Linked DNA regions of Homo sapiens: region 2 is linked to region 1. A link is a loop called in an ENCODE intact Hi-C map of the cell type or tissue named here. Cell type or tissue: dorsolateral prefrontal cortex. All regions are shown on one strand.

Region 1 (5,000 bases):
CTGCAATTACCAGTATTTTTAAAAAATCCTAAAATGAAGAGAAGAGGCCTGTGGGTGTTCAGTCAAGGAGGGAGGGGTCAAGTCTCAGTCCAGGAACTACTCTGTGCTGGGAGAAGCAGCCAGATACGGCACAGGTCGCGGTAGCCGAGAAAGAAAGCGAGAGAAAGGGTGAGCCGGGGAGTCGCTGGGCCAGACTGAAGTGTGCCTGTGTAGAATAACTGGCAGGAGAGCTGCATTTTCTGACCCCGGGAGGTAAAAGACGACGCCGTCCTTGGCACTGAGTGCGGTGACCACCAAGAGGAGCAAAAGTCATGAGTCTCCGACCCCCAGGCCCCCGGCTCAGCTGCCTCCACTCCACCCTACTCTTCTCAGCCCCAGCCCAGAAAGCAGGCAGCGAGGCAGGTCTTTGAACCGGACCAGGTTCCTTCCCCAAACACCCGGATCCAGAGAGGGGCAGGAATTCCCTAGTCATTTTCCCCTGCTCCTCCCCACATCATCCGCCCGAGGGGCGGCAGATCCAGCGGAAGCTGTCCGTGGTGCTGACTCCTGCCTTTGGCTTGGCCGGACCCGCTGCCCGCTGAGCGCGCTGCAGCCAAGCAGGGGGCTCGTGTGGCGGGGCCACGGGAGGGTGAGGGTCCTCAGGTCCGCGACCAGCTCCAGGCTCTGCTGTTAAATCCCAGCCCGAGCCCTCTAGCGTCTCTGCCCTCCGCAACCTGGCCGCTAGGCAGGATCCAGCCTTTAAGAACGGGTCAGTCGTGCCTCTCTCAAGCCCCCAGCTGCATTGCAATCTCCCACCGCTACTTCCTTCCCCGCTCCTTCCCTCCTAAGACTGCACCGGCTCCTCCCGATAGCCTGACGCTTCGCGCCTCTCCTCCGCCCTCCTCCACTGTGCGCTCCTCCGGACCCTGACCCTCCAGGGGCCGTGCAAGCTCCTGCAGTAGAGATTCGTCCTCTTCGCTGCTCTGGCCAGGTTTGCCGGCCCCTCCTCCCGTTTCGGATTCCATCCTCCCCACACTGTCCTCTTCACTAGTTCTCTAAGCACCGAGCATGGCAGAGCGCGCTCCACCCCTATTTTCCATACATGGGAGCTGGAGTGGGGGGCGGAGCTGAGGGGAGGCGCTCCCAGTCCCTCTAAGAAGCTGCTAGCCCACTGGGAAACATTTGGATCCGTTCAGCTCCCGCGGAGAAGCGAGACCGGATCACCGACGTGGGCAGAGGACTACCGAGGGCCAGCAGAAATTCTGCCCCTTCTTCCCGCGAGTGCTTTCCCGCTCTCCAAACCCCACTCCCAGGTAGGATCGCGCTCCTGAGTCTGCCTGCGTGGACTGCGAGGACCGTAAATAGAGGCGGAAGCGTTTAAATAAACCGTATGTTCTAACCGTGCTTAGGTTTATTTTACAGAGGTGAGAGGACAACACTTTTTGCTACTTTTGCTGTTGTTCTGTGGCCGGTTATTCCCAAGGGAGGACTCAGGCGATGGGGGAGGGGCGCGGCTGGTGTAGGAGGTCGGATGGAGTATGGCAAGGGAAGTGACGGACTTTGATTACCTTTGAACAGGTGGCCATGGCCTCATCGACCACTCGGGGCCCCAGGGTTTCTGACTTATTTTCTGGGCTGCCGCCGGCGGTCACAACTCCCGCCAACCAGAGCGCAGAGGCCTCGGCGGGCAACGGGTCGGTGGCTGGCGCGGACGCTCCAGCCGTCACGCCCTTCCAGAGCCTGCAGCTGGTGCATCAGCTGAAGGGGCTGATCGTGCTGCTCTACAGCGTCGTGGTGGTCGTGGGGCTGGTGGGCAACTGCCTGCTGGTGCTGGTGATCGCGCGGGTGCGCCGGCTGCACAACGTGACGAACTTCCTCATCGGCAACCTGGCCTTGTCCGACGTGCTCATGTGCACCGCCTGCGTGCCGCTCACGCTGGCCTATGCCTTCGAGCCACGCGGCTGGGTGTTCGGCGGCGGCCTGTGCCACCTGGTCTTCTTCCTGCAGCCGGTCACCGTCTATGTGTCGGTGTTCACGCTCACCACCATCGCAGTGGACCGCTACGTCGTGCTGGTGCACCCGCTGAGGCGGCGCATCTCGCTGCGCCTCAGCGCCTACGCTGTGCTGGCCATCTGGGCGCTGTCCGCGGTGCTGGCGCTGCCCGCCGCCGTGCACACCTATCACGTGGAGCTCAAGCCGCACGACGTGCGCCTCTGCGAGGAGTTCTGGGGCTCCCAGGAGCGCCAGCGCCAGCTCTACGCCTGGGGGCTGCTGCTGGTCACCTACCTGCTCCCTCTGCTGGTCATCCTCCTGTCTTACGTCCGGGTGTCAGTGAAGCTCCGCAACCGCGTGGTGCCGGGCTGCGTGACCCAGAGCCAGGCCGACTGGGACCGCGCTCGGCGCCGGCGCACCTTCTGCTTGCTGGTGGTGATCGTGGTGGTGTTCGCCGTCTGCTGGCTGCCGCTGCACGTCTTCAACCTGCTGCGGGACCTCGACCCCCACGCCATCGACCCTTACGCCTTTGGGCTGGTGCAGCTGCTCTGCCACTGGCTCGCCATGAGTTCGGCCTGCTACAACCCCTTCATCTACGCCTGGCTGCACGACAGCTTCCGCGAGGAGCTGCGCAAACTGTTGGTCGCTTGGCCCCGCAAGATAGCCCCCCATGGCCAGAATATGACCGTCAGCGTGGTCATCTGATGCCACTTAGCCAGGCCTTGGTCAAGGAGCTCCACTTCAACTGGCCTCCTAGGGCACCACTCGAGGTCAATCTGGTGCTTATTCTCAGCACCAGAGCTAGCTAAGCCAACATAGGGCAACATTTCCAGCCCAGCCCTCTTGTCCGGCTGTCTGTCTTGTCCTTGTGTGTTTGTAAAATGTTAAGCGGGCTTTGGTGAGAGTCTTGCTCTTTGCTTGGGGGAGGCCAAAGAGAGGGAAGAGGATTTCTTATTTCTTCTTTATGCCCTTGAAGGACAAACAAAACTTTTTCTCCACGTTCAGAAAAGTATTTCAGAACCACGATTGCCTTCCTGGCGTCCCCTCCTCCTGCTCGTTGGTGAAATGAACAATATGAATGGGATTTAAAAGGAATGCATTGGGCTTGGTAAAGATTTTCAGTTTGCCTTTAGAAAAAGGACCCAGCTGAGAGTACCATGATATTGCTTAGTCCATTTGAACCCTTGCATTCCTAGAATTTCAGGTAAATATGTATTAAAACTCTACATCTAGGATTTCAGCATTTCCTGAGTAAGACCTTTATATGCCAAAAGGGTTTCGTTTTAAAACCACTTGAGTTTATAGTACAAAAACACCTACAAGCTCCCTTTAGAAAGGTCTTGCTATTGTTTCTCCCCTTTCCTCCCCAACTACTATTTAAAAATGATGAGACGAATTAGTCAATGAAGAGATAGATAAATAAAGAGGAAAAGGTCCAATTCACTTAAGAGGTCATTCAATTGTACCTAAGGACAGACATCCTCTGTGTATGTGTGTTTGTGTATGTGTGTGTATGTGTGGGTACACATTCAGTGTTTGCCACAAAGTGGGCACTCAAATATTTGGTTTTCTGAATACTCAATGTAAACTGTGTAGCGTGGCATTCTCCTGCAGTCTCTAATTGCTCACTTGCAACAGATCAACAGCTGTCATCTGACTGCTCAGCACCTGCTCTGTAGTGATTCTTGGAACATGATCAACCCAGAAATCAAGGACCGGCAGAAGTTTACTTAAGGACAGAACAGAAGAATAAGCTACCACCCACATGATGTGTAGATCAAACACTAATTACCTCCAGGGTTAAGGGAAAAGGTGAAGACTGTGGAGCATGATACCAGGCTGATAATCATCACCTTAACCTCCTGTGAGTTCTGTAAATGAGGACAAGTGCCTTGGGACAAAGGTCTCCACACTGTTGGAAAAGCAACTTGGGCAGTGAGGGCAGGAGTCTTGGGAAATGATACATAATATCCAGCTGTCAGATCAGCCTCTGTGTTCCCAGTAACTCAGTCACCATCTGTAGGGTTCAACTACTTTCCCAGCTCACTGAACACAAGAATCACTGTTTCACCTCCTCCTGCTTCTCTTATTCAGAAATAAGCTCAATTCATTCATTAAAATGTGCCCTAAAAGGAAAGGAAAGAGGGATGATATGGGAATGACAAGGGTTCAATCCTATTACATTCATGTCAACAACCATGGTGGGAGTGGGAGTGATCACGGTTGGGCTGGTTGGCATAGGAATCTTTAGTAGTTACAGGGCTAGACTTTTTGCACACAGTAAAGGGTAGGAAAGGCTGGCTTGGGAGAAAGGAAAAGGCAGGCAAAGATGGGTATGGAGGTTACCTCTGGCAATGGTGCTAAATGAACTTGAGCTTCATCCGTGGATTGGAGAACAAAGAACCTGTGTGCTAATAGTGCAACCCACCCCTGCCCCAGATAAGCTCATCTCCCAGGCATCCCGAGGACTGGCTCCTGTGCTTCCAGCAGCTATATTACTTGGGAGGCTCAGGGCCAGACATTTCTCATTTCCTCAGAGAGTTCCTTTGATGGTCATGTGTGGAGAGTGTAGATGGTAGAGGGGAAGGAGAGGGATTATTTGGGGAGGGATCTGATTCATCGTCGGCTCTTTGTTGGAAGGTTTGAATCACTGGTTCTCAACCCTGGCTGCTCCTAGAATCACCTGGGGAACTTTTTTTTCTTTTTGTAATTGATGTCTGGGCTCTCCTCCCAAGAGTCTAGTTGATTTGAGATGGTGCCTGGACACTAGCATTTTCCAAAGCACTTCAGGGGATTTTAATGTGCAACCAAGATTAAGCACCTTAAGAATTATCCTTTCTAGGGCTGGGCATGGTGGCTTACACCTGTAATCCCAGCATTTTGGGGGACCGAGGCAGGCAGATCACAAGGTCAGGAGTTTGAGACCAGCCTGGCCAACGTGTTGAAACCCTGTCTCTACTTAAAATACAAAAATTAGCCAGGCGTGGTGGCGCACGCCTGTAATCCCAGCTACTCGGGAGGCTGAGGCA
Region 2 (5,000 bases), 76 kb before region 1:
GAAGTCTCACAATCATGGTGGAAGGCAAGGAGGAGCACGTCAACGTCTTACATGGATGGCAGCAGGCAAAGAGTTTGTGCAGGGAAACTCTTATTTTTAAAACCATCAGATCTCTGGAGACTCATTCACTATCAGAAGAACAGCGCAGGAAAGACCCGCTCCCCTAATTCAGTCACCTTCCACTGGGTCCCTCCCACAACATGGGGGAATTCAAGATTATATTTGGCTGGGGACACAGCCAGACCATATCAAGTGGCTAATCATCATATGCTGTTCAGAGAGAAGGAGACTCAGGCCAAGGTCAGATATACTCGAGGCGGCTGAATGCTATTGCAGGGAGAGCTCATCCTGGAATCGGATCAGACAGAATTTTGGCTCCGCCATTATTAAGTCACTGAGCCACTCTGACTTCCAGTCTCATCTATTAAAAAAAAAAAAAAAAACTGGCCCATGGTAGTGAACACTGTTGCTTTGGCCTGCTCAGCTGCCATTTGCACTTCTTTATATAATTTTCTTGGGGGAACTGCTTCTGTCTGTTCAACATAGTCCTGGGCGGAGGTAGGTGCAGGGACTGCTGGTGAAGGCGTCCTGCCTTCTTCAGCTAGCAGATGGGAATGTACCTGAGCCAATCAGGCCCCTCTCCTGGAGCTGGAATTATGTATGGGGCAATTTGAAGTCCTCAAAAGGCAGGAGCTGGCCCTTCCCAAGAGCAGAGACACCCGGAGCTGGTGCTGGGGCTGTCTGATCCTTACCCTTCCAAAGGCTGTAGCACCTCAATGGTCTTTCCTTTTCACTGTAAGGGGTGACAGTCAGTGTTTGCCGCTTGCAGCCCACATGCCCTAAGACCCCCAGAGGATCCCCTGTGTGTTCTTGCTTTGCATGTAATCCCTTCCTCATAAGTGAAGTCTTCGTTAGCTGCTTTGAGCATTTCTAAAACAGTGGTAAACAAATGAATACATTTATGAGATGGTGGCTTGCTGGTTTCTTCCCTCTGCATTTTCTCTTTAGGAAAAAAAAGGGGGAGACTGTCTAGGCTGATCCTTAGTCTAGAGTTCCTGGGGTAGAGTGCCCAGGGACACAGTCCCTAAGAGCCTGTGATGGTTAATATTGTCAACTTGATTGGAATGAAGGTTGAAAGTATTGTTCCTGCGGGTGTCTGTGGGGGTGTTGCCAAAGGAGATTAACATTTGAGTTAGTGAACTGGGAGAGGCAGACCCACCCTCAATCTGGGTGGGCACCATCTAATCAGCTGTCAGCACGGCTAGATAAAAGCAGGCCGAAAATGTGGGAGGACTAGACTGGCTGAGTCTTCTGGCCTTCATCTTTCTCCCATGCTGAATGCTGCCTTCTCTCAAACATCAGACTCCAAGTTCTTCAGTTTTTGGACTCTTGAACTTATGCCAGTGGTTTGCCAGGGGCTCTCAGGCCTTCAGCCACTGACTGAAGGCTGCACTGTCGGCTTCCCTACTTGTGAGGTTTTTAGGACGCGGACTGGCTTCCTTGCTTCTCAGATTGCATGCAGATGGCCTATTGTGGGACTTCACCTTGTGATGGTGTGATCCAATACTCCTTAATAAACTCCCTTTCGTATATACATCTGTCCTATTAGTCCTGTCTCTCCAGAGAACCCTAACTAATACAGAGCCCTTGATCCCCGATGACCCACCAGCAGAGAAACCCAGGTGTCCTCTTACACTGACTGGCATCCCGGGGGTCCTTGCCCAGCTCCAAAGTGAGCTGCATGAGCAGGGTCTGGTGAATGAATGCCTCTGCACAGTTGCTGGCACATCTCTCAAAGCCCCGGTCCAAACCTTTTAATGGACTACAAAACACTGCTGGCCGCGTCTCTCCCCCAGCTGACCATTTGTAAATTGCTTTCGCCCTGATGCCTGATGGGGTGAAAAATGCATTTCCCATATCCAGACTGCAGCAGGTGGATTTCTGCCGCCACTGCAGCAGGAGCTCACAGGGCCAGCCTGGCAGCTTTGGCCCTGGCCCTCAGCCTGTGAGAGCACTGGTGGCCTTCTGGGAGTGGGTGGGCAGGTGACGGGCCCTGTTTGGGGACCCTTGCCCACACACCACAGGTTCTAATGGCTGGAATGGGCAGGGGCGAGGGTGGTCCTCTGATCACTGGTCACAGGATCTGCTGGAAGGGAGCCTCCGCTCCCACCCTGCTTCACTGGGTCCTGAGCAGGACACTGAATCTCAGGCCTCAGTTTTTGTTCTCTAAATGAGGCCCCTATTGAGCAGGTCCTTGCTTTGTGCCTGGCATCTTATTTCTCATGTCCCTGGGGTCTGTGCTGCTGCTCCCTCCATTCTCCATGCCAGGTTTGTTGCTGTGTCCTACTAGGGCTATCTGACTCCAGGGGGACATCGGGTACACTGGTGGCACTGCTAGGTGCCCACCCAGATTGAGGGTGGGTCTGCCTTTCCCAGTTCACTAACTCAAATGTTAATCTCCTTTGGCAACACCCCCACCCTGAGGACCCCTATTGTCCTCAGGGCCGTCCCCTCTGACACTGCCAGCAGCTGTTGGGACAGCACCATGGCATCTGCCTTCTTGGAGGGCTGCCGCCTCTCTGTCCCCTTCCTCTGAGTGAGACAGAGAGGAGTGAGAGCTGGATGCTGTCACATCATCTTTCCGGGGTTCAGCATGGGTGCTGGTTAGGAGCACAGGCCTCTAAAACTCTGTCTCTGCCTACAGAAGTCTCCATCCCCCACCCATAAGCTGGGGGTGCCCTCTACTAGAAATGGGTTAGCACTAACATTACAGACAATAATAGTAGCTATGATTATTTAGATGACTTTTCTCTTTAAAGGAAAACAGTTATCACTTAGTAAGTATTGAAAAAAACAGCAGTAATTATTATACTGTCTAGCCAAAGCCTGTTCAAGTTCCCTTTTAACTTTCTCTTCTTTGGGCTAAAATTAGATTTGTGTTTTCTTTTAACTCAATAAACAGTCACTGAGCAGCCTCCACGTATTAGATTAGACGATCTCCATGGTAATCCGGAGCGCCTGCATCTGATTAAATCTGTACCCAGGCCTCCGTCCAAGGCTGCGGTCCCTGAAAGGAAGTCCTTGTGGAAAAACAGTAGCTTTCAATTACCGAGTGTTTCTGTCGTCAGGCTTGCGCTAAGCACTTTATATACAAATTGGCATTTAATGACCAAAACAGTCCCATGGCGGGGCTTCTAATCCTGTTTTACAAATGGGATAAGTGGAGTTCAGAGAAATCCAGTAATTTATCCAGAGTCCCTCAGGTACCAGGGGACAGAGCTGGGTCCAACTCGGGTCTGACCCCGAGGCTGTGCCTTTTTCTCCCAGGCCACGCTGCAGACCCCAGGGAGTGGCACAGTGGGAATGAAACTCTGAGCCACTTCCGCAATTTAGCCTGTTAATAGGAAGCGAACATCTACCCCCAAATGCTGCTCAGACTGGCTCATTTGGCAGCTTCCTCTGATGAGCTGAAATGCTGCTGCTCTGCGGCCACCCTGGGAGTCTCATTCTGGTCTAATGGGCTCTGATGGGCAGTTAGAGATGTGATAGATAAAGCAGAGAATGAGTTAGCACCTAACCACGATGGGGGCAGGCAGCCTCTTCCTAAGCAAAGAGTCCGGTGGGACCGAGAGCTACGTGATGGAAGGGCTCTGTCCCCAACCTGGGAGGGGTTGGGATACTTAGGTCAGGGAGCAGAGTTGGAGCTAGAGTTCCACCCTCCTTCTTCCTCATCTGCTCAGAAACGGAGTGATGAGAACATAAATTCAGCCCCAAGGAGTCAAGAAGGACCTGAGAGGCAAACACTGAACAGCCAGTGCCATCTCATGCCCCACCCCACAGCTACCCCAAGAAGTAGGTACTCTGATTATTCTGTTTTCAGACGAGGAGTTAAGGCTCAGAGAGGTACCCGGAGTTACACAGCCAGTAGGTGGCAGAACCACGATGGCCAGACCCCAATCACAGCCCCACCTGAAACTAGACTCCAGCCTAGGAGCCTTGCTTTCTCCTGAAGACCCCACTGGACTGAGACCCCACCACCTGGAGTGCATCTACTGTGCTGGCTAAAAGAGCTGCTTGCTGGAAGCCCAGGTTCCCTGATGTCCGTCTTGCTGCAGAAGTCCAGAGCCTCATGTCAGCCGCCTCCCACAAATCCAGGTCTGGCCAGTGCCCCTTGCCCCCACTCTCAGCAACAACAGCGTTTCCTAGAGCTGTGCCCCAGGTCCTGATGTTCCCTGGCTGAGGGCCCTTGGCCAACAGACTGCGCTTCTGTTTTCTCCTTGGCAAGAAGAGGGCATCCCTGAACATCAGCGTGCTGAACTGTCACTAAGGGAGCTAGTCAGTAATGCAGCTTTTACCCTCCCCACCCCTCCCTACCTCCCTGAGATTCTGAGTCTGCAGGTCTGGAGCAGGGCCCAGAAACCTGCATTTCAGCCTCATGCTCCAGGTGACTTGGCTGTGCATGGTGGGCCCACCACACGTGGGGACAGGTGGGCTAGATTAGGTCTCAGGTTCTAATTTCTATATTGTATGAAAGTTGTCAATCAAAATGGAATCTCTTGTGTTGAAAACACAAGAGAGCCGGGGAAGTTCATGAAGGAAGTGTTCTCACACTTGGACGCCTTGGATACAAAAAGTATCACAAAAGCCTGCAAACCCACAACCTTGCACAAAGGCTATCACAACCTTACACAACAAATACTTCTGCAAGGACATCTGCCTAGCAACTGCCTGTCCAACCTTGGACTGGCGTCACCCTTGTTATTGATCTTAGTAGCCAAGGACAATTATTTCAAAACAATTATATAATCCTTCTCATTTTACCTTTAAAAACCTTTGTCTTCCTTTGCATGTCTGAATACACACACTGTTTATTATGGCGTGTGTATTCCCATTGCAGTGCTCTATTCCCAAATAACAATTTTCTTTCTTTTTTTTTTGAGACACAGTTTTGCTGTTGTTGCCCAGGCTGGAGTGCAATGGCACAATCTCGACTCACCACA

Evidence for each region. Hi-C counts contacts between places; a loop is a spot of excess contacts. Peaks named below come from ENCODE experiments on the same cell type or tissue, not always from the same donor. Only the 100,000 strongest peaks of a DNase experiment are listed, where the experiment ranks them.
Region 2: a loop joins it to region 1, with 2.8 times the contacts of the local background. A loop is called at or near these places in 6 of 110 quality-filtered maps.

Annotation. Positions count from the first base shown.
Region 1 is chr10:118,591,808-118,596,807 of GRCh38, reverse strand. It overlaps PRLHR (prolactin releasing hormone receptor), which reads left to right and starts at 1,160. Exons shown (of 2, transcript NM_004248.3): 1 at 1,160-1,292; 2 at 1,558-5,000. The coding sequence starts at 1,564. The coding sequence ends at 2,676. RefSeq lists enhancers at 1-583, 584-1,392, 1,393-2,201. In dorsolateral prefrontal cortex, CTCF peaks have their summits at 2,038 and 2,239 (motif pointing left); DNase peaks (open chromatin) are centred at 1,057 and 2,247; H3K4me3 peaks cover 2,532 bases; H3K27me3 peaks cover 4,461 bases.
Region 2 is chr10:118,667,674-118,672,673 of GRCh38, reverse strand. No RefSeq gene overlaps it. Among named protein-coding and RNA genes, the nearest start is that of PRLHR, 75 kb to the right of the region's middle. In dorsolateral prefrontal cortex, no CTCF peak of the experiment used is centred here; DNase peaks (open chromatin) are centred at 1,816, 3,053, 3,467 and 4,215; H3K4me3 peaks cover 1,097 bases; H3K27ac peaks cover 2,276 bases.